Linked DNA regions of Homo sapiens: all the other regions are linked to region 1. A link is a loop called in an ENCODE intact Hi-C map of the cell type or tissue named here. Cell type or tissue: heart left ventricle. All regions are shown on one strand. Region 1 overlaps SCAPER (S-phase cyclin A associated protein in the ER). Region 2 overlaps ETFA (electron transfer flavoprotein subunit alpha). Region 3 overlaps SCAPER (S-phase cyclin A associated protein in the ER). Region 4 overlaps TMEM266 (transmembrane protein 266).

Region 1 (5,000 bases):
ACAAAGAATATCAAACATACCCTCACACATTTTTTTCCTGAAGCATTTGAGAACAATCTGCAGTTATACTCCTTGGCAGTAAATACTTCACTATGTATTTTATATATGTAAGGATACTATCCTATATCACTATACTATAACTAACAAAATCAGGAGATTATCACTGATACAGAATTATTATTTAAATTACAGCATTTACATTTCACCAACTATCCCATTAATCTCTTTGACAGTATAAAATAAAGTTGAGAAAAAGATATAAGCCCAATTCTCCCAGAAGCTCTGCAAACCCCAAAGAGGATAAATACGAAGAAAACCACACTTAAGCATATCACAGAAAAACTGATGATAAACTGAAACAAAGAGAAAAATCTTGAGTACAGAGGAGAGGGAAAAATCAACTCATTACCTTTAAAGCAACAGCCATAAGACTGACAGCCTTGCATTGTCCAGGAAGTGATAAAAGTAATAATTTATAATAAACTCTAATAAATTGGTAACTTATTGCCTATTTAGTGGTATAGTAGGGTCAAAATCCTGACTGAAAACGGTTCAAAACAGAATGATGAGAAAAATGGGGATACTGAGTATTAAGATACTTTGAGTTTCGTCATAAAGGAGAACAAAGAAATAAATAAACAGAATGGATTTTTAAGATGAGTGATAGTATATCATACTTTCATACTGATGGGGATGATCCAGTACAGAGACAAATTGTGTTATGGTAAGAAAGAGGGAATGACAATAGGTGCTAAATCTGTGAGTGACAGGAAACAGGTTTCGGTACAAAAATGAATCAACTCGCCAACTAATATCCAACTACCAGAAAAACAAAGACTATATTCTTCTACTCTAATTCTCTGTGATGAGAGTCTAACCCAAATTTTCCTCTCCAGAACTTGTCACTTTTTACGTCTTTAATGTAAACATCCGTACCCATATTCCTTCATTCCTCTGACCTTACCCTGAATATCCATGTGTCATCTACTTACCTGACTCATTAAGGTCTTTCACTGAAACTCATTTGTCTATGATCACTGTCCAAACCCCATTCAGTGTCCTGTAGATTTGCAAAAGTCACTTCTCTACTCATTCTCATACTTTCCAATCAATGTAACACCAGAAAACTTCGTCCTTTAGCTTAAGCACATCTCCCATTAAGTATTGGTCAGTTCTATCTAACTTACACTGGCATCTATCATTTAGCATTGTTCTAACCAAGGGTATCACTATTGCTTCCAGGCCAAATGAACAAGTATAAATAGATGGCCTACTTTTCAGCTCTACTTCAGATAATTCCCTTACACAATCACAGAACATCCTGTGAGACAGAGAGAGACACTGAGTGTGTGTGTGTGTGTGCGTGTGTGTGTGTATATCAGGTCAGAAAATTCACTATGCCATACATTACATTCTAAGTCAAGAGTCTTCACAAAATAATGAGTTTCCAAGAACTAAAATGGATAATCACAAAATAGCAATGTTGTAACACTAGACCAGAAAACTTCAAATCTAACATTCTTTACTTCCATAAACATTTCAGCTCCACTATAAATTTTACCAAGTTAGCTCTTTTGTATTTAGTACATATACACAGACACACATTCAAAGAAAAACCACTAGCTCAAGACTTTGATTTTATTCTTAATTCCAATACTTGATAAGCAAAAACATTATAACTACTCATCTTACTACAAGATCTGATTGAAAATCATTTTTCATTTTAAAGCACAGATGCTTTTTGTAATACATGCTGAATGGATTCCTTTTAGTAAAAACCCATAAATTCTAATGATTTTTAGTAGTCCAGTTCTTATAAAAATGTCAGTAGTAATGTAAATAAAATAGTTTTAAGCATTTTAATATCAGTATCAGGGTTTGAAATGCAATACATGGTTCTGAGATACTTCATAAAATAGATGTCTATTTCAAACAGTATTTTTTTTTAACCTAGGTTCTTTTCTCACAGGAGTCTTCAACAAAATATGTGTATTTTCATCCAAAGTCACAGTGTGCCACCTAGTGCTGTATGGAGATTTTACAGAGGCCTGTTCAAATACTTAATGTTTCAACTAAAAGTATAAAGATCAGCCTTCAGTGAAAGTTTTTATGTTCAAATCTTACAGTACATAATCTAAGAAAGTGTTTACAATAGTTACCAAAGAGGCTAGGTACTTCTGAGACTTGCTCCCAAAGAAACTTCTTTCTCTTAGGTTTAAAATATCTAAATAATTTCAACAACTTTCCCCATAATCTTGAAAAGGTTACAAGTACTGTTTACTAAATGTCTATGTATCTGTCTCCATAAAACTTTCTACTTTATACAAGTTCTTCAAAATCCATTCATACCACTATCTGCCCATAAAATGAAATTCTTGTATCTTTTTTCCAATGTTTTTCAGCTTTCTGAATAATTCAGAAAAGAACCTTTCTCTTAAATTCCCACTACTAACGCCCTTAATACTTTGGGTAGCATGAAGACAAGATTACTAGTCATGCAGCTTACCTGAGAAACCATGTAACTAGTACAATTTTCCTAATATTACAGAATGATAAGCTGGAATCCTGTTCAGTAATTTACGATAACTTTATCAGTTTTTACCAATATTTCACACCATCTAAAGGTAAAACCATAGATGAACTAAGGATGGCTAAACTATTATAAGGGGGAAACAACTTCTCTCTTGTATGAGCTACTCTGTTCTGGAGTCTCTGTTATAGCTCACTAGCCTATACACTAAATGATATATCAAGTCTTACCGAGTCTATCTCCTAAACACAACTGGAGAATGTAAATCCACTACCATCACCCTAGTCCAAGCTATCATCATCTCAAACCTAAATTACTAATACTGTATCAGCCTCCATGACAGAGACTACAATATGCATCAAAACCACTTGCTTTCTTTCCTGTCACAAAGCTAGACAACACCTTCCAGTCTTTCTTGCAGACAGATGGCCATGTGACTAAGTTCTGCATGCTAGAATATAGGGGAAAATGAGGTAAGCTATGTCCAGGTCTGGGTTTGCTTTTTTTTAAGTCTCCTGCATCATCAGCTATGTTCTCTCCCTCAATTCCCCACTTACTGGCCAGATGCATAGGATCTAGCAGACCTCTCTAAAGAATGATAGAGTCATAAGATAAAAAAAAAAATTTAGTCCCATCAAAATGTGAAAGGTCACATGCTGAATACCTACACTGAACTATTAAGTGAACAAGAAATAAACTACTAATCTGTTGGTTCCCCTTCCAGTTATGAAAACATAAAAGGCATCCACATTGGAAAGGAAGAAGTCTAATTAGCCTAGTTTGCAGATGACATCTTTTACTTAGAAAAAGATAAAGACAGCCAGGTGTGGTGGCTTACACCTGCAATCCTAGCACTTCGAGAGGCAGAGGCAGGAGAATTGCTTCAGCCTGGGAGCTCAAGGCTGCAGTGAGCTATGATCGCATCATTGCACTCCAGCCTGGGTGACAGAGTGAGACCTTGTCTCAAAAAAAAAACCAAAAAACCTAAAGACTACACCAAAATCTGTTAGAACTGATTAACAAATTCAGTAAAGTTACAGGATACAAAATCAACATACAAAAACCAACAGTGAACAATCCAAAAAAGAAAATCAAGAAAGCAATCCCATTTACGATAGTTACAAAGAATATAAAATATCTTGGAATCAATTTAACCAAAAAAGGGAAAGATCCAGACAAGGAAAATTGTAATACACTGATGAATGAGAATGAGGAGGATATAAAAAATGGAAAGATATTTCATGCTTATGAAATGGAAGAATACTATTAAAACAACACTACCCAAAGCAATTTACAGATTCAATGCAATCCCTTTTCAAAATACCAATGACATTCTTTACAGAAATAGAAAAAAAAATCCTAAAACTTATATGGAACACAAAATACCCCAAACAGCCAAAACAAACCTGGGCAAAAAGAATAAAGCTGGAGACATCACAGTACCTGACTACAGTAACAAAATCAGCATGGTACTGGCATAAAAACAAACACACAGACCAATGGAACAGAATAGAGAACCCAGAGATAAACCCATGCATTTACAGCCAACTAATCTTTGACAAAGTTGACAGGAACATACACCAGGGAAAGAACACCCTATTCAATAAATGGTGCTGGGAAAACTGGATAACTTTATGCAAAAGAATAAAACTAGGTTCCTATCTCTCACCATACCAAAAAATCAAATCAAAATGGATTAAAAACTTCAAAGTAAGACCTGAAACTATGAAACTACTAAAATAAAACTTAAAAGAAATGCTCCAGGATATTTGTCTGGGTAAAGAATTTTTGTGTAAGATCTCAAAAGCACAGGCAACAAAAACAAAAATAGACAAATGAGACTATATTAGTAACTAAAAGGCTTCTGCATAACAAAGGAAATAATCAACAAAGAGACAATCCACAGAGTGGAAGAAAATATTTGGAAATTACCCATCTAGTAAGAGATTAATAACCAGAACATATGAGGAGCTCCAACAACTCACTAGCAAAACACAAATAATCCAAATTAAAAATGGGCAAAAGATCTAAATAGACATTTCTCAAAAGATATACAAAATGGCCAACAGATATATGAAAAAAGACTCATCACTAATCACCACAGAAATGCAAATCAAAACTACAGTGAAATATCATCTCACGCAGTTAAAATGGTTTTTATCAAAAAGACAGGCAATAACATGCTACCAAGGATGTGGAAAAAGAGGCACCCTAAGTACACTGTTGGTGGAAATGAAAATTAGTATGCCATTATAGAGAACAGTATGAAAGTTCCCCAAAAAAACTAAAAAGAGAATCATCATATGATCCAGCAATTCCACTACTGCGTATATATCCAAAATAAAGGAAACTAATATATCAAAAAGTTATCTGCACTCCCATGTTTATTACATCACTATTCACATATATGGAATCAACCTAAGTGCCATCAACAGATGAATAAAGAAAAAGTATTACATATACAAAGTTG
Region 2 (5,000 bases), 630 kb before region 1:
TAGAAGTAATTCAATAGGCTTTTTTTTTTTTTTTTTTTTTTGAGATGGAGTCTCACTCTGTCACCCAGGCTGGAGTGCAATGGCACAGTCTTGGCTCACTGCAACCTCCACCTCCCAGGTTCAAGCGATTCTCCCGCCTCGGCCTCCCGAGCAGCTGGGACTACAGGTGTATGCCACCCCACCCAGCTAATTTTTGTATTTTTAGTAGAGATGGGGTTTCACTATGTTGGCCAGGCTGGTCTCGAACTCCTGACCTTGTGATCCACCCACCTCGGCCTCCCAAAGTGCTGGGATTACTGGCATGAGCCACGGCGCCCAGCCTTCAATAGGTAATTTTAAGGTCACCTCAGTTTATTCTGACTAGCATTTCATTCATAAAGGGACATTTGTTAAACTGTTAATCAAAATATACTAACATTCATATTCAGAAAAACCCGGCAAACAAATTCTAACATAAAGATTTTTAAAGCAAGCTATTTAGCTAGACACCACTCTTTTAGGTATATTCTCAAAGCAAGCATTGGAAAAGACCAGTAGTCCTGTAAACGAGTCTTTCTGTCATACATGTCTACAGCAAATTCAAGTCTTAAAAGCTCCATGTGCATTATAAAATGCTAATAAAAATGTTGATTCACTCTGGCAGTAAACATAAACATAATATAAATGAAATTACTTAAAACCCCCTGTGTCCCCAAAAATGAATTCCATTGACTTTAACCATAAGTGTCACTAAGGAAATAAGAGATTCTGGGCCAAAACAAACTGAAGGCAGTTGCTCCAGGGCCATTTCTACCTTTCTGATCACAATAAATGGTCCAAATGGATCCACATGACCAACAGGACTTTATTTTACTGTCTTGCAAACATGGTCCTCTGAATAAACATAAAAGCACTGAAACAATAACCCAGAACAAGTATAGGGATTTTGGCGGCTGCTCTGAGGCTCTGATAGCTCTCTCAGGAAGAGAGGCTTTTTCCCTCCTTTTTAAAAAACATGTACAGGCAATTAGACTAATATCTTAGTCTAATTCCTCATGGTTCAGAAAGCATTTTTGTATTTCAATAATAATAATAATTAGTATACACAAAACTCTCTACAGATGCTAATTTATGGGGCACTTCAGATGCTGCTTCACAACATAACAAGACAATCCCTTCCCTGAGGCACTTTCCTTCTAAATCAGATAGTAAGACCATTTGGAGAGAAAGTGAGAGATGTTGCCAGGGAGTACAGCAATTAAGGGTTATACAAGGCGTGGTGGGGGACGGTGGGGATTAAAGGAACCAACAGAAACAGAAAGAAGGAGGGAGAGTCCTAGAGATAGGCCTCGTGGCTTTAGAATCTAGAAGAGTGAGAATTTAGAAGAGAATGGATCAACCCCAGGTGGCTGATAGCAGTCTGAGTTGATCACTCTGTGATGCCAAGAATAGGGGCTGTGCGGAGAAGTAAAGCCACAGGATGGGAAGAGGACCAGAGCTTATTCTGAAATATAGAGAAGGGATAGCACTTAACCTTAACACAAACAAGTACTGGCAGAAAAAAGCACAAATACCTCTTCCTTTGCCAAAACCTATAGACTCATTCAAAGAACTCAGGGGCTGAGGTCTAAACTAGTTACAGTGGGCTGAGATAGAAAGGGCAGCAGGACTGAGAAACTGTTGCATCTGATGCGGTTTAACAGGTTTACCGTATCACTGTGGTTAAGAACCTAGGCTCTGTAGCCTCATTGCCTCCATTCAAATCCCACCTCTGCCATCTGATAGCTGCATGACCATGGGCCATTCATGTAACCTCTCTATGCCTCAGACTGCTCATCCAAAACACTGGAATTATAAGAACTCCTGCTTTATAGGGTTACTGTTGAGGCTCGTCCTTAGCATAGTATCAGATTTCCCAAGACACATTGATGTGTCACTCACGGGTTGAGGTTTATTCAAATATTGATTTTCTCAGCCCACTAGGTGGCCAGGTGGGCTCCTGAGGTAGCCTCAGGACTACCATGTACAGCTGAGCAGGCTGCACACTGAATAACTCTGAAGGAGGGCACCACTCTTAACAGTCACTATAGCCCTGCATTTTTATTACAATAACTTTCCAACAGATGGCAGTAAAGTAACTTGAGACACCAGTACTTTATAATTTGTACAAAAGAGTTGTGTGGACTTGAAGTACTGGGTGGCCAGAATCCCCTGTGGTACAAATATTCTAACTGTCTAAGTGTACCATAATAGGAAAGAGTTGAGCAGCACTGGGTAACTGATTTTACTGTTGTTGATATTCTTACTGTACCTTACAGGTAATATAAAGATGACTAATTCTCTGTGCCCTGTCCTCAAGAAGCTCACAGTCTAACAATTACAGGTTACGGCAAGGTCACAAAAATCTGTAATCCAATAAAGGAAAATGGAAAAGAGGTGTGATAGAGCTACAGTCTCTCATCAGCCCCTCACTTTCCTACCTGCCACTGAGAAGTGGAAAAGCCGTTAGGAGCAGAAAACAGATTAGGGGACAATATCTTTACCTTCTGACAAACAGGGGCCCACTTTTGCCATCTATCCCCATCTGTTCCTGCTCCCTTAAGTCCTTTAGACAAAACAAGCTTTTAAAGCAGGTTTTAATGGTCCTGGCTTAATGATAAAACTGCATGTCTGAGAATTAGAGGGATGATTGGAATGAAATCTTCAGACTTTTACAGAAATCTAACCAACCTGTGGATTCAACATGGCTAGTGTTCTCTGGTGGATGATTAGGTTTTTGGCTGCTTTCTTCAGAAAGTAAGTATATACTAACATCACTCCTGCTTTACCCAAAACACGTGCCCAAACCTGGAATTCTAAGATGTATTATCTGAGCTCTGCTTTTCCAGAATTTCATGTAGAAGCTAAGGGGAAAACTGTCCTCTGCTACATTGCATTTTCGCTCATCACTGTTAAGCCCCAAACAGAGTTATTCGATACATCTATACTTATATATCTTGTAAGCCACATATTTAATGTTAAATTTTCTAGTGGCCACATTAAAGTAAAAATAAACAGGTAAAATTAATTTTTAATAATGTAATCTCAGGTCAGACTAACTATATTTCAAGTACCCAATAATCACATGTGGCTTAGAGGTTATCATACTGGGCAGCACAAATCCAAAATAATCATAGAACAAACTAAAGAGCCTTCTTGTAAACTCCACTAGGGAACCGTGGACTATGGTCTGACAACAGATCTAAAGACAGAATGGCATTGTCTTATGTGTCTGTGTTGCTTCTGTTGGCTCAGAACAAGACCATTTACAGGTTCTATTATGCTCAATGGGAACGTGAACCAAAAAGGAAAGTCAGCAGTGTGGCAGAGCTGAAGATTAGCATTAGAGGCAGCAACATTAAACAAGAGTAGCCAATATAGAGAGTCACAAATAGATGACAAAAATCTATCAAATTTCAGGTGGTGTGGCCCATTATAGGAAAACCAAAAGCAGATGAAAACTACTGGTTTAACATGATCAGTTTATACTCTGAAAAAGCAACTCTCTATCAAATTTTGTTCTCCAGTAACTTATATTTAGTTCTTAAAACTCTAGATGGACCTGAAAAATATTTCCTCAAAAACTCACAGTTCTAAAAAAGATTTTAAAAGTATCTGAAATATGTGAGTCAAAAAAATTAAAATGGAAATTTAAAAATACATGGAACAAAACACCAAAAAAGGAAGGGTATATCAGAACATGTGGGATGCAGCTAGAGTGGTATTTAGAAAGACTGATTGATTTTGAGACAGAGTCTCACTCTGCTGCCCAGGCTGGAGTGCAGTGGCACGATCTTGGCTCGCTGCAACCTCTGCCTCCTGGGTTCAAGCGATTTTCGTGCCTCAGCCTCCTGAGTAGCTGGGATTACAGGAACGTGCCACCTCGCCCGGCTAATTTTTGTACTCTTAGTAGAGATGGGGTTTTGCCATGTTGGCCAGGCTGGTCTCGAATTCCTGACCTCAGGTGATCCACCCACCTCGGCCTCCCAAAGTGCTGGGATTACAGGCATGAGCCACCATGCCTGGCCGATACTTAGAAGGATTTATAACCTCAAACACATATTAGAAAACAAGGATGATGGAAAATTAGTAAGCTCAGATCTCAACTCAAGAAAGTTGAAAATGAGGAGGTAAAAGAAACTACTACATTATTCAATCATTACAGTTAAATAAATAAGAGCTGGGTTCAGATCCTGACTCTCCCACTTACCAATCTGCATTCTTGAGCAAATTATTCAATCTCTCAAAGGCTCAACTGCTGTTATGTGTAAAATGGAGACAAATACCTGCAGCTAATAGGATTGTTGTGATGATGAAAATAAGATGCACATAAAGTACTCAAAATATTTCTATAATGCTATTATTTCTAAAATGATCATCAAATCTCTAAACTAGAAGGCATTTTTAATGTTATAGTTCTAAACAGAAAAGGAGACAGCCAACTGTCAAAAATTTCACTTTAAAATGGTAACTATTACTATCTATATATCTATAGTCAAGAAAGTTGTTACTAACTTGATACAATTCTTCCAGGGGAGTGTACTGGGAAAAATTTTCTTTGACAGCTGTTAGTTTCTTCTTTGCATTTAGTACTGACCATACAGTTAGAATTTCTGCCCAGCTTCCTAGCCAGTGCTTGCCTAGGAAGTTGGGATGATTTCTTTACAGATTTCTAACACAATCTTTGTGCAAGGATACATATCCCAGATGCAAGTACTAAGACATATCAAGTTGATCATATTAAAAATATAATACATATGAAGTTGAAATTATGTGAGTTTATGATATAAAATCATAAATTCATGTTTTTCTGGAATTGGAACAGTATTCTGCCTGCAGCAACTTCAGATCTGCTTTACTTTAAACACAGTAGAATGGAGAGATTTAAATGTTTACTTTTTGTTTATATGAAATACGAATATGAGTAGGGTGGTTAAATCTGGAGCATTCAGAGCAGAAATACCATGCCAATATTGTTTCCT
Region 3 (5,000 bases), 200 kb before region 1:
AAGATCTCTTAGACACACCCAGAAAGCACTAGACATAAAAGAAAAATACTGATAAAGCATATATCATTAAAATAAAAAAAATTTGCTTATCAAAAGCTATTATAAAGAAAATGTATATGTAAGCTCCAGAATGAGAGAAAAGACATCTCAATACATACATCTGTCTGATAACTTGCAGTCAGAATATATAAATGACTAATAAAATGACAGCCCATTTTTTTAAATTGGGACACTTCATAAAGGAAAATACTGAACAGTTTTAGAGGATATGAAAAGATGATCAATATATGTGTTAGTCACTGGGGAAATGCAAATTAGAACAACGAGATACCACTACATTCCCACTAGAACTAAACTAAAATTTTAAAAACTAGTAATACCAAATATTGGCAAGAATGTGAAGGACCTGGAATTCTCACGGATTGCTAATGGGAGTATAAAATGGCACAACTACTATGGAAAACAGTTTGACAATTCTACTTGTAGGTATTTACCGAAGAGAAATAAAAATATTTGTTCACCCAAAGACTTTAAAGGAGCTTTATTTATAAATGTCCCAGATTGGAAACCTAAATGTCTATCAGTAGAATGTGGTATATCCATACAATGGATATAGTCAGCAATAAAAAGGGAAGAAATTACATATACACATCAACACAGATAAACCTCAAAAACAGTATAATCAGTTAAAAAAAAAAAGCCAGCTGCAAAAGAGTGGATGTCATTTGTATAAATTTCTAGAACTGGAAAAAGTAATCTCCAGTTATAGAAAGCATACCAGCGGTTGCCTCAGGCCAGGAGTGGTGGGAGACTGACTGCAAAGAGGAACAAAGAACTTTATGGGGAAATGAAAATGTTCTATATCTTGATAGGGGTATGGATTGTATGACTGTCTAGATTTTTCAAAACTCAAATGGTGTATTTTTGACATCGCCACATTGCACTTAAATAAATCATACATCAATGAAAAAAGTCAATAGATACAGTTAGTATGCATAGAATGGACACAGATGGCAAAATATTAGAAGATAAAACTATTTTTCCTATGGTTATTTACATTTTTAAGATTTTCCTTAAACAAAGCATTAGTTACATTTAAAAAAAAAGGCCCTCAAAAGCAGTTTCATTGATAAGGTGACATTTGATCAAAGACCTGAAGGAAGCAAGGAAGCCAGCTGTATGGATGTATGTGAGAAGAACCTTCTAGGAAGAGGAAACCTGAACTATAAAATCCTTGAGGTTTTGACAAGAGCAGCGACAGGCTGTGACTTACATTTTAGCAGGTCTGTTGTGGCTGCAGTGTTTAGAATATACAAGGGCAGAAACAAGACTAGTCAGAAGGCTACTATAACAATCCAGGTAAGAGCTGACTGAAGCTTTGGATCAGGGGAAAGCAGTGAAGTTAGAGAGACGTTGTCAAATTCTGAATATATTTTTAAAGCAAAGCTAACATTTGCAGTTAGATTGGATGTGAGGTGTAGGAGAAAGACAGATCAAGGATGACTTTAATGGTTTTGGCCTAAGCAACTAGAATAAAGTATTCATTTGCTGATATAGAGAAGACTATGAAATGAGGTAGGTTTTTGTGGCAAGAAGAAAGAGCAGGTTTGTTTTGGACATACTAAGTTTGAGTAAAGCTGAAGATATAAAATTGGTAGTCATTGGCAAGTAGAGGTATTTATAGCCGCAGAACCAGGGAGCTCACCAAGAGAATGTGAACATTAAAAATAGACAGGTTCAAAAAACAGGCCCTTAAAACATTCAAAAGTATCAAGAGGTCTGCAAGTTCTCAGGATAAACTAGAAATGAAGGTCAGTAATGCTCTAAAATACACCGTAAAACTATTCTGAGAAATCTGGACTAACTTCAAAAACTAAAATCAAAAAAGCCTTTTCTATTCTTTGATTAAATGAGCACTCTGAAGTTATCATTGATTATGTAAATTGAAATAGACACCTAGATTGATCATTATCTAAACACTGAAACTACAGAGAGATAACTGCACTGTTCACTATTATTGTACGTTCTATATTCCTATAATCCCATGGGTCAAGCTTCTCCATCTTTGAGACACTTAGTAGTAAAAGTATACGGACATATTCAGAATAGTTGCCCTTGAATAGCAAAGGATTATCTGCTAAAGCAGAGCTATCTCTGTGTCCTCGAACCGGACTCATCCGTCATCAGATGACACTCAAAGCTTGTGAGGTAATGATGTACTACACAGCTGTCTGATCTTCAGATGACACTTTGGAGGCTGATGATAAACTACAGGTCTGACAACTCACTTTCCATTTTAAGATATTTCTTGAACTTTTTCTTGTTGTGACAGGCAACCAAATTGATTAAGCCTAGTCATGGGATTTGACACTACAGCCAGTAGACTTCTATTTGTTGATTGCTATTGATTTTCTTTGATACTTCATTTAAAAATCAATAGTTGGAAAGAAAAATAGGCTTGGTTTACACATACTTAAACATACTATTGTATGCTGGAGGAGGCACAAGTTTGGCAGAGCTTTGGCATCCAATTATAAGAAGAGCTCTTAACAGGTGAAAGCAAGGGCTTTAGATCGATATGCAGTTTTCTTTCTCAATCAAGGAAAGTGGCTATAAATTAGGCTCATCAGTGTTATTTCCAAGGCTTTCATGAAGCAAACAACTTTAAACTTTTTTTGTCTTCCTTGGATTTACATTAAAAGATACATCACTAAAAGTTTTTCTTTTGCTTTTAAGGGTATTTAAGGTACCTGAAGTTCATCCGGGCTTTTATCTTTTTGGCTTTTTTTTTATTTTTTTGCCGCTCTTCTCCATCTTTCAAAGCTTCTGCTGGAGCTGTACTTTCAACCACAATGTCAATAATGTACTTCTTCAAGGAAAGATGCTCCTGCAAGATAAATAAATAAAATAATAATAATGAGGATGATCATTTAAATATAATATAGGATTGCTATAGACTACAGTGAGTTTAAGACATTTGATGAAACTAAAAGTAATCTCCGTAATACACTGGTTTCTACAATTGTTATGGAAAACGTTGAAGAAACTGTTTTACTTAAGGATTTTACATCACTGACTTCACTTCATTGCATATCAATTGTGCCAATGCTAAGGCTACATGGACATAAACCCTACCAAGATATCACACAAGTAGAGTAGGAAAGGTAAAATATATTCACAAAACTATAATATCATCTATAATACCAAGCCAATCAGAGATTTAGAGTGCCGTTAAGAACCCGAAGAGGGAAACAAGATCACTGTTCACTAGGCGGAAGAGGGGGAAACTTCAGCAAGGAAGCACCATATCTGCTATCCCTTGAAGAAAGGATAAAATGTGAACATACGGATATTAGGTAAGTATATTTGGCCTGTGAGTAGGGTGAGGCTGCAGGAAGGAAAAAGAAGGTCATCTCAGAAAACACATCCTAGAGATGAGAAAGTGGAATGTGGGTATCCACAGCAAAACTTTGGTTCAGCAAGAGCACATAGTGTTTGGTCAAGTTCCCCTCCTTATCCATCTTAGATTTTATGGCCTATCACTATAATCATTCTGTTGCCTGTGCTCAACTCTTTTCCCCCTTTCTTCTTTCATACATGCATGGCAAAATCCCAATCCTAAATCCAACTCTCTCCCTATTCTGAGCCTATGTCTGAAGCAGATTAATGTGGCTATAATTACAAACTTTAAATTTATGAAATTACACCTCAAGTGGCCTCTAGTATTCCCAGGCAGTCAAGCAACTTTACATTAGTTAATCTACACACTTGCCTTGCTAAAAATTATTTTAGACTCTCTCCTTAAATCTCCAATATCCGTCATCTCCTAACCCCATCTCTCAGTTCATGACTATGTTTATTTGATTAAGGAAAACAGCATTATTCAGACGAGAGCTTCCACACACTCCCACAGCTAAATGTATCAAACAATGTGCATATGTGCCCGTACACTCTCTTCCCTCCTGTTATAATATATGAACACCTGTTCCTATCTAAGAGCAAGTCCTCCAAATATAAACTGGATCCCATTCCTTGTCTCGCATTTTTATGGTTATTTCTCCTCTTATCTACATCATCAGTTTTCCCGTTTCTACTTAAATCATCTCAAAAGGATTCTTGTTTGTATGTCTCTGATCAGCTACTATCCTTTTGTACCAAAATTTGTTGAAACAAGTGTATTTTGCCTCTACTTCCTTAGCTCTCATTCGCTCCCAAACTCATTTTAGTCCAGCTTTTGCCCTTACCACCCTTACCAATCTACAAATTTTCCTTGTCAAGGTCAGTAACGCCAGTGGCCAATGTTCAGTTCTTATCTGTTTCTTGCAACCTTAGTCCTACAGATAATTTCCTCCTACCTGAGACTCCTTCACTAGGTTTCCTGACATCACATTGTCCTTCTAACTCATTGGCTGCTCCTTCTAAGTCTTCTTTGCTAGGTCCTTTTCCTCTTCTTGACCTCTAAATGTTGAAGCATCCCAGAGCTATACTCAGAGCTTTCTTCTTCTCTATCCAAACTCACTCACCTAATGCAGTAACTTGAAGTATTACTCATACATAGAAAATTCTCAAATTTTTATCTCTAGTTCTGACCTCTCTCCTGAACTCCATTCACCTGCATAAAAATGTCTCCTCGAATTGCCTGAAACCAGGAGGTGGAGGTTGCAGTGAGCCGAGATGGTGCCATTGCACTCCAGCCTGGGCAACAAGAGCGAGACTCAGTCTCAAAAAAAAAAAAAAAAAAAAAAAAAAAAAAAAAAAAACGCTCCTCAGCCAGAACAGCAGCTCAACACCTGTAATCCCAAAACTTTGGGAAGCCAAGGTGGGAGGATCACTTGAGGGCAAGAGTTCGAGACCAGCCTGGCCAACATGGTAGAATCCCGTCTCTACTAAAAATACAAAAATTAGCCGGGCATGGTGGTATATGCCTGTACATACCTGTAATCCCAGCTACCTGGGAGGCTGAGGCAGAAGAACTGCTTGAACCCAGAAGGCAGAGGTTG
Region 4 (5,000 bases), 680 kb before region 1:
AGAACCCATTGTGCACATTTCCCCCAGGGCGTCTTGTTGGTAGCTTGAAATCAGCCATGCTAGGAGTATGCCTTCCCCCCCCACCCCGCCCCACTGGAACACCACTAGGGGCTGAACAAGAGGTAACTGATAATCCTTTAAAAATGGTGGTTTGTTTTCACGCTGCTAATAAAGACATACCCAAGACTGGGTAATTTATAAAGGAAAGAGGTTTAATTGAGTCACAGTTCTGCATAGCTGGGGAGGCCTCAGGAAACTCACAATCATGGCAGAAGGGGAAGCAAACACGTCCTTCTTCACATGGCAGCAGCAAGGAGAAGTGTCAAGCAAAAGGGGGAAAAGCCCCTTATAAAGCCATCAGATTGAGGCAGGCAGATCATGAGGTCAGGAGTTCGAGACCAGCCTGGCCAACACGGTGAAACCCTGTCTCTACTAAAAATACAAAAATTAGCTGGGCGTGGTGGCACATGCCTGTAGTCCCAGCTACTTGGGAGGCTGAGGCAGGAGAATCACTTGAACCCACGAGACAGAGGTTTCAGTGAGCCGAGATGATGCCATTTACTCCAGCCCGGGTGACGGAGCAAGACTCTGTCTGAAAAACAAACGAACAAACAAAAACTAAACCATCAGATCTTGTGAGAATTCACTCACTATCATGAGAAAGCATGGGAGTAACCACCCCCAAGATTCAATCACCTCCCACTGGGTCCCTCCCACGACAAATGGGGATTATGGGAACTACAATTCGAGATGAGATTTGGGTGGGGACACAGCCAAACCATATCAAGCATGATCACAAATATTTATCTGATTTCCTTCCCCAAACCCCAATGGAATGATAGTAAAGAACAAAATCATAAATGCATAAGAATTAAGAAACTATCTCTTGGACAAGTACAGTGGCTCACACCTGTAATCCTAGCACTTTGGGAGGCTGAGGAAGGTGGAGGATTGCTTGAGTCCAGAAGTTTGAGACCAGTCTGGGCAACATGGCAAGACCCTACAAAATATATCTTGTCCCTACAAAATATAAGAATAAAAAAATTAGCCGGGCATGTGCCTGTCGTCCCAGTTACTCAGGAGGCTGAGGTGGGAGGATCACTTGAACCCATGAGTACAAGGCTGCAGTGAGCTATGATCATGCCACTGCACTTTAGTGTGGCAGACAGAGTAAAACCTTGTCTCAGAAAAGAAAGAAAGAAAAAGACAGAGAAAGAGAAAGGAGAGAGGGAGGAAGGGAAGGAGGGAAGTAAGGAAGGGAGGAAGGGAGGAAGGAAGGGTAGGTCTCTGTCCATCGTGACAATCTTGTCTCAAAAAAAGAAAGAGGGAGCAGAGAAAGAAGGAGGGGAGGGAGGGAGGAAGGAAGGAAGGAAGGAAAGAAGGAGGGAAGGAAGGAAGGCCTCTTTAAGTCTTGTCCATCAGGACAAAGAGGAAAGAGGTTTTAGTGAATTGCGGGGAAATGAAGACTAGACAAGAAAGTGGCAACTGATTGAACAGAGTGGGGCATGTGTCACTAAAGTGCTCACAGAGGAGGACAGTGAGGGAAATGGGGTACTTTTCCCCTCGGAACCCCTGAGAGTCTGGGAGGAAGGGGGTGTAGTGTGAAGCTGACACTGGGTGGGGGTGGCTAAAGGTCTGCATGCATAATATTTGAGATCCCAAGACACCCTCCCAAATCCTGCATGGCCAGGAGACTGAGCTCCCCCACCCTGCAAGAGTCAAGGGGTTTGTCCTTGGGAGAAAATGAACCAGGGGGCTCTGCATGTGGGCACTGGGTTAGGCAGGGACCTGGGGAAAGGTGGAGGGCTGAAAATGAGGATTAAATGAAAATCTTTCCCCCTAAAAGTGGGACCCTCTGCCCTATTCCCCTGCCCTACTCCCAGCACAGAGGCAACCAAAATTATAGCCTCAGGCAGGAAGCTGAAAACCTGCAGTCCCAGAGACCGAACCTATAGACACTGACATTGGGAGGCTGTCCAGTGCCAGGTTGCTGCCTGGCCACCCTGTTGTTGGTGAATGCTTTTAGTTGTATGTGTTTTACGTTCATAAAAGTAAAATCAACAAAATATTAAAATAAATACACAATAATATCAGAAGGTGATAAGTTCAATGCAGAGAATTCAGATAGGCTGATGCAACTGAGTGCCTGGGGGGCTGCCCTAGGTGGTGGGTCAGGGAAGGCCCCTCTGAGGGGGGCCACCGTGTGATCTGGGACAGAGGAAGCAGCTGAGAACGCGGCCCTGAGACCAGCGCATGCTTGGTATCTTTACAGAACCAGAAGAAGGATTGCGTCTTGGGGTCAGGTCACGGGAGAGAGGATGAGACAAGTTGGTCAGGTGGGCAGGGCCAGATGGTGCACGTGCTTTGTAAGCCAAAGCTAAGGAGCTCGGGCTGTCTCCCAGGTGGGGTGGCGAACCATCGAGGTTTATGGACAGGAGTGTCATGATCTGACCTGGGTGTGGGAGAGTCCCCCTGAGTCCTGTTGGAGTGATGGCAGAGGGACACAGAAGCCACGGCTGTAGGGGCCAGAGCTGGCAGTGGAGGTGGAGGGAGGCGGGACAGCTGCTGGACTTGGGGGATGGATGGGATGTTGGGGTGGGGGAAAGGGAGGAAGCAAGGAAGGTGATTGCATTTTTGGCTCCAGCTAAAATGAGATAAAAACACTTGAGGAACAGGTTTGGAGAGACAGTGAGGAGTCCTGCTTTGACCAGATTGATTTTGCAACTCCTGTGAAAGTGATACTGTCGTGGAGGCATTGGCGATGAGAGTCTGACACCCCAGTTTGAGGGGTCAGGGCTGGCGAGGTGCATTTGCGCGGCATTGGTAAGTAGGTGACCTCTTAGGCAGGGCGCCCGGGCGTGGTATTTCTCTGTCCGCCCTCCCGACTCGCTCCGTTTAGAAGCGGTGCGAGGCGTGCGGGGAACACTAGGTGGCGGTGAAGGCTCTCCTTCCCGCGAGCCCGCGGCCGGGACCTGCAGTGTCAGACCTAAACTCCTCGTTGGCCCAGATGTCCCATGAAGGCCTTGGCGCGTGAACAGCCATCTCACCCACAAACCCAAGAGGTATCTGGAAGCCTTTCCAAGAAGCTTTCCCCAACAGAAAGTAAAACAAAATTAAAATGTGTGCAGCTTTTACAAGGCCAGGTTGCTGCCTGGCCACCCTATTGTTCATGAATGCTTTCAGCTGTGAGTGTGCTTTACCTTCGTAAAAGTAAAATCAACAAAACATTAAATACACAATAATATCAGAAGGTGATAAGTGCAATGCAGGAAATTCAAATAGGCTGCCACGCCATCTGGGAGAAAGCCCTTAAGAGGAAGCAACCCAAGTCCTCAAAGAGGTGAAAACCCCATTTTACAGAAAAGGAAACTTAGGCTGGAGAGGTGACGGGACTTGCTCAAGGCCACAGGGCCAGGAAGCCACACGGCTTGGACTGAATCGGTCTGGTCCTGGGTGCCTCCTCGTGGAGAAAACGAGCCAGTGTTCAGACCAGCGGGCAGTGACGCCAGGATGGGGTCCCCCAGGCTGGGACGGGGGCCCTGGGTGTCCTGAGGTTTCCTGTTCTGAAAGAGGCTTTCATGTTGTCGAGCACCCCTTGGGGTCACACATCTGGGCGAAGAGCTAGAACTGAATTTGCACCCAGGGCTCCTGACTCCCCGTCCAGTGGCCTTTCCACAAAGGAAACACGTTGTGTTTCCTCTCCCGGGCATCCGTGAGATGGGGGCCAGACTGCAAGGCACCTGAGACGCAGGATCGCACAGGTTGGAAAAGGCTCCGCAACCGTAAGAAGCTCTTGCGAACCGCGATGCTGGGAGATTCCTAAGGAATCATCCAGCTGCGGGAGGCTCAGCCCAGTCCTCCCCACCCCGCCCCCATGCAGGAGCAAAGCGCCCAGAGGTCAGGCTGGAGGCCCCCGCCGGCCCCTCGCCGCTGATTCAGCCTTGCCCGTCTCCCTCCGCAGTTTGAGATCCGGCAGCTGCGCGCGCACCTGGCGCAGCAGGACCTGGACCTGGCTGCCGAGCGCGAAGCGGCGCTCCAGGCCCCGCACGTGCTCAGCCAGCCGCGCAGCCGCTTCAAAGTGTTGGAGGCCGGCACGTGGGACGAGGAGACGGCGGCCGAGAGCGTCGTGGAGGAGCTGCAGCCCTCGCAAGGTAAGCCCGGGTCTCCACCCGGCCCCAGAGTGTCACGGCCGGGGATCCCCCTCGCCTCCCTCTCGCGCCCCGGGACTGTGCGCAGAGTGGATGGGGTTCCTTTCAGGTGTGTGCCCCTCCTTCACTCGTGATTGGGGGACACGCTCAGATCAGTAGCCTCGGTACTGCCTGTCAGAGCCCAGGAGAGAGCATGTAGTCCAGCCACCGACCCAAACTAGAAATGACTCGTCCCCATTTCATGCCTGTGGCCACTGGCGTGCGTTGTGTGTGGTGTCTTCCCTGTCCTCGCGGTAGCCGGAGGAGGAGGTGTGACTTTTCTGTTGTATGGCTGAAGAAACCGAGACCCAGGAAAGCCGTCCAAAGGCGCATCGCTAATAAGTGGCAGAGCCAGGCTTCCAGACAGAGGTCTGGGGCTTCCTACTGGACTACCACCTACTGGGGCCCAAACAAGTCCAGGCCCGGGGCCACAGTAGCCCAGAGCTTGAGCCTTGCAGACGGTGAGAATTCACGAGACGGTGATGTTGGTGGAGATGGGAACACGAGCGATAGCCCAGGGTAGGGTCCTGTATGGAAGGGAGTTATTTCGAGATTCAAATCCCAACTCTTCTGTCAGCCAGTTATGTGATGGGACTCTCTTGGGGCCTTAGTTTTGCCAGCTGTCAAGTAGGAGCAGTACTGAGGCTTCCTCACAGGGCTGCTGCGAGGCTCAGAGGTTTCGGGAATTGCACGGGGCCACCCAAGCCAGGAAATGGTGGTACTGGGCTGGGAACTCGGGCTGTGGGACCCAAAACCCCAGCTTCATCCAGGAGCCACTCTGCCTTGGCATGCCGTGTCCCCTGCAGGGCAGTG

What was found. A loop is a pair of places that touch in the nucleus more often than their neighbours do. Peaks named below come from ENCODE experiments on the same cell type or tissue, not always from the same donor. Only the 100,000 strongest peaks of a DNase experiment are listed, where the experiment ranks them.
Region 2: a loop joins it to region 1, with 6 times the contacts of the local background. A loop is called at or near these places in 26 of 110 quality-filtered maps.
Region 3: a loop joins it to region 1, with 2.4 times the contacts of the local background. A loop is called at or near these places in 2 of 110 quality-filtered maps.
Region 4: a loop joins it to region 1, with 7 times the contacts of the local background. A loop is called at or near these places in 39 of 110 quality-filtered maps.

The regions. Positions count from the first base shown.
Region 1 is chr15:76,864,898-76,869,897 of GRCh38, forward strand. All of the region lies in intron 2 of SCAPER (S-phase cyclin A associated protein in the ER), which reads right to left. Among named protein-coding and RNA genes, the nearest start is that of SCAPER, 38 kb to the right of the region's middle. In heart left ventricle, CTCF peaks have their summits at 2,026 (motif pointing left) and 2,226; no DNase peak of the experiment used is centred here; H3K27ac peaks cover 1,053 bases.
Region 2 is chr15:76,233,307-76,238,306 of GRCh38, forward strand. The region is part of intron 9 of ETFA (electron transfer flavoprotein subunit alpha); the gene reads right to left. Among named protein-coding and RNA genes, the nearest start is that of ETFA, 76 kb to the right of the region's middle. RefSeq lists an enhancer at 1,008-1,697. In heart left ventricle, a CTCF peak has its summit at 2,104 (motif pointing right); no DNase peak of the experiment used is centred here.
Region 3 is chr15:76,662,903-76,667,902 of GRCh38, forward strand. It overlaps SCAPER (S-phase cyclin A associated protein in the ER), which reads right to left. Exons shown (of 32, transcript NM_020843.4): 21 at 2,751-2,887. Among named protein-coding and RNA genes, the nearest start is that of MIR3713, 79 kb to the left of the region's middle. In heart left ventricle, no CTCF peak of the experiment used is centred here; no DNase peak of the experiment used is centred here; H3K27ac peaks cover 210 bases.
Region 4 is chr15:76,188,007-76,193,006 of GRCh38, forward strand. It overlaps TMEM266 (transmembrane protein 266), which reads left to right. Exons shown (of 11, transcript NM_152335.5): 9 at 3,962-4,151. Among named protein-coding and RNA genes, the nearest start is that of ETFA, 120 kb to the right of the region's middle. RefSeq lists a silencer at 2,091-2,244 and an enhancer at 3,026-3,095. In heart left ventricle, a CTCF peak has its summit at 2,930 (motif pointing right); a DNase peak (open chromatin) is centred at 2,925; H3K4me3 peaks cover 216 bases; H3K27me3 peaks cover 4,195 bases.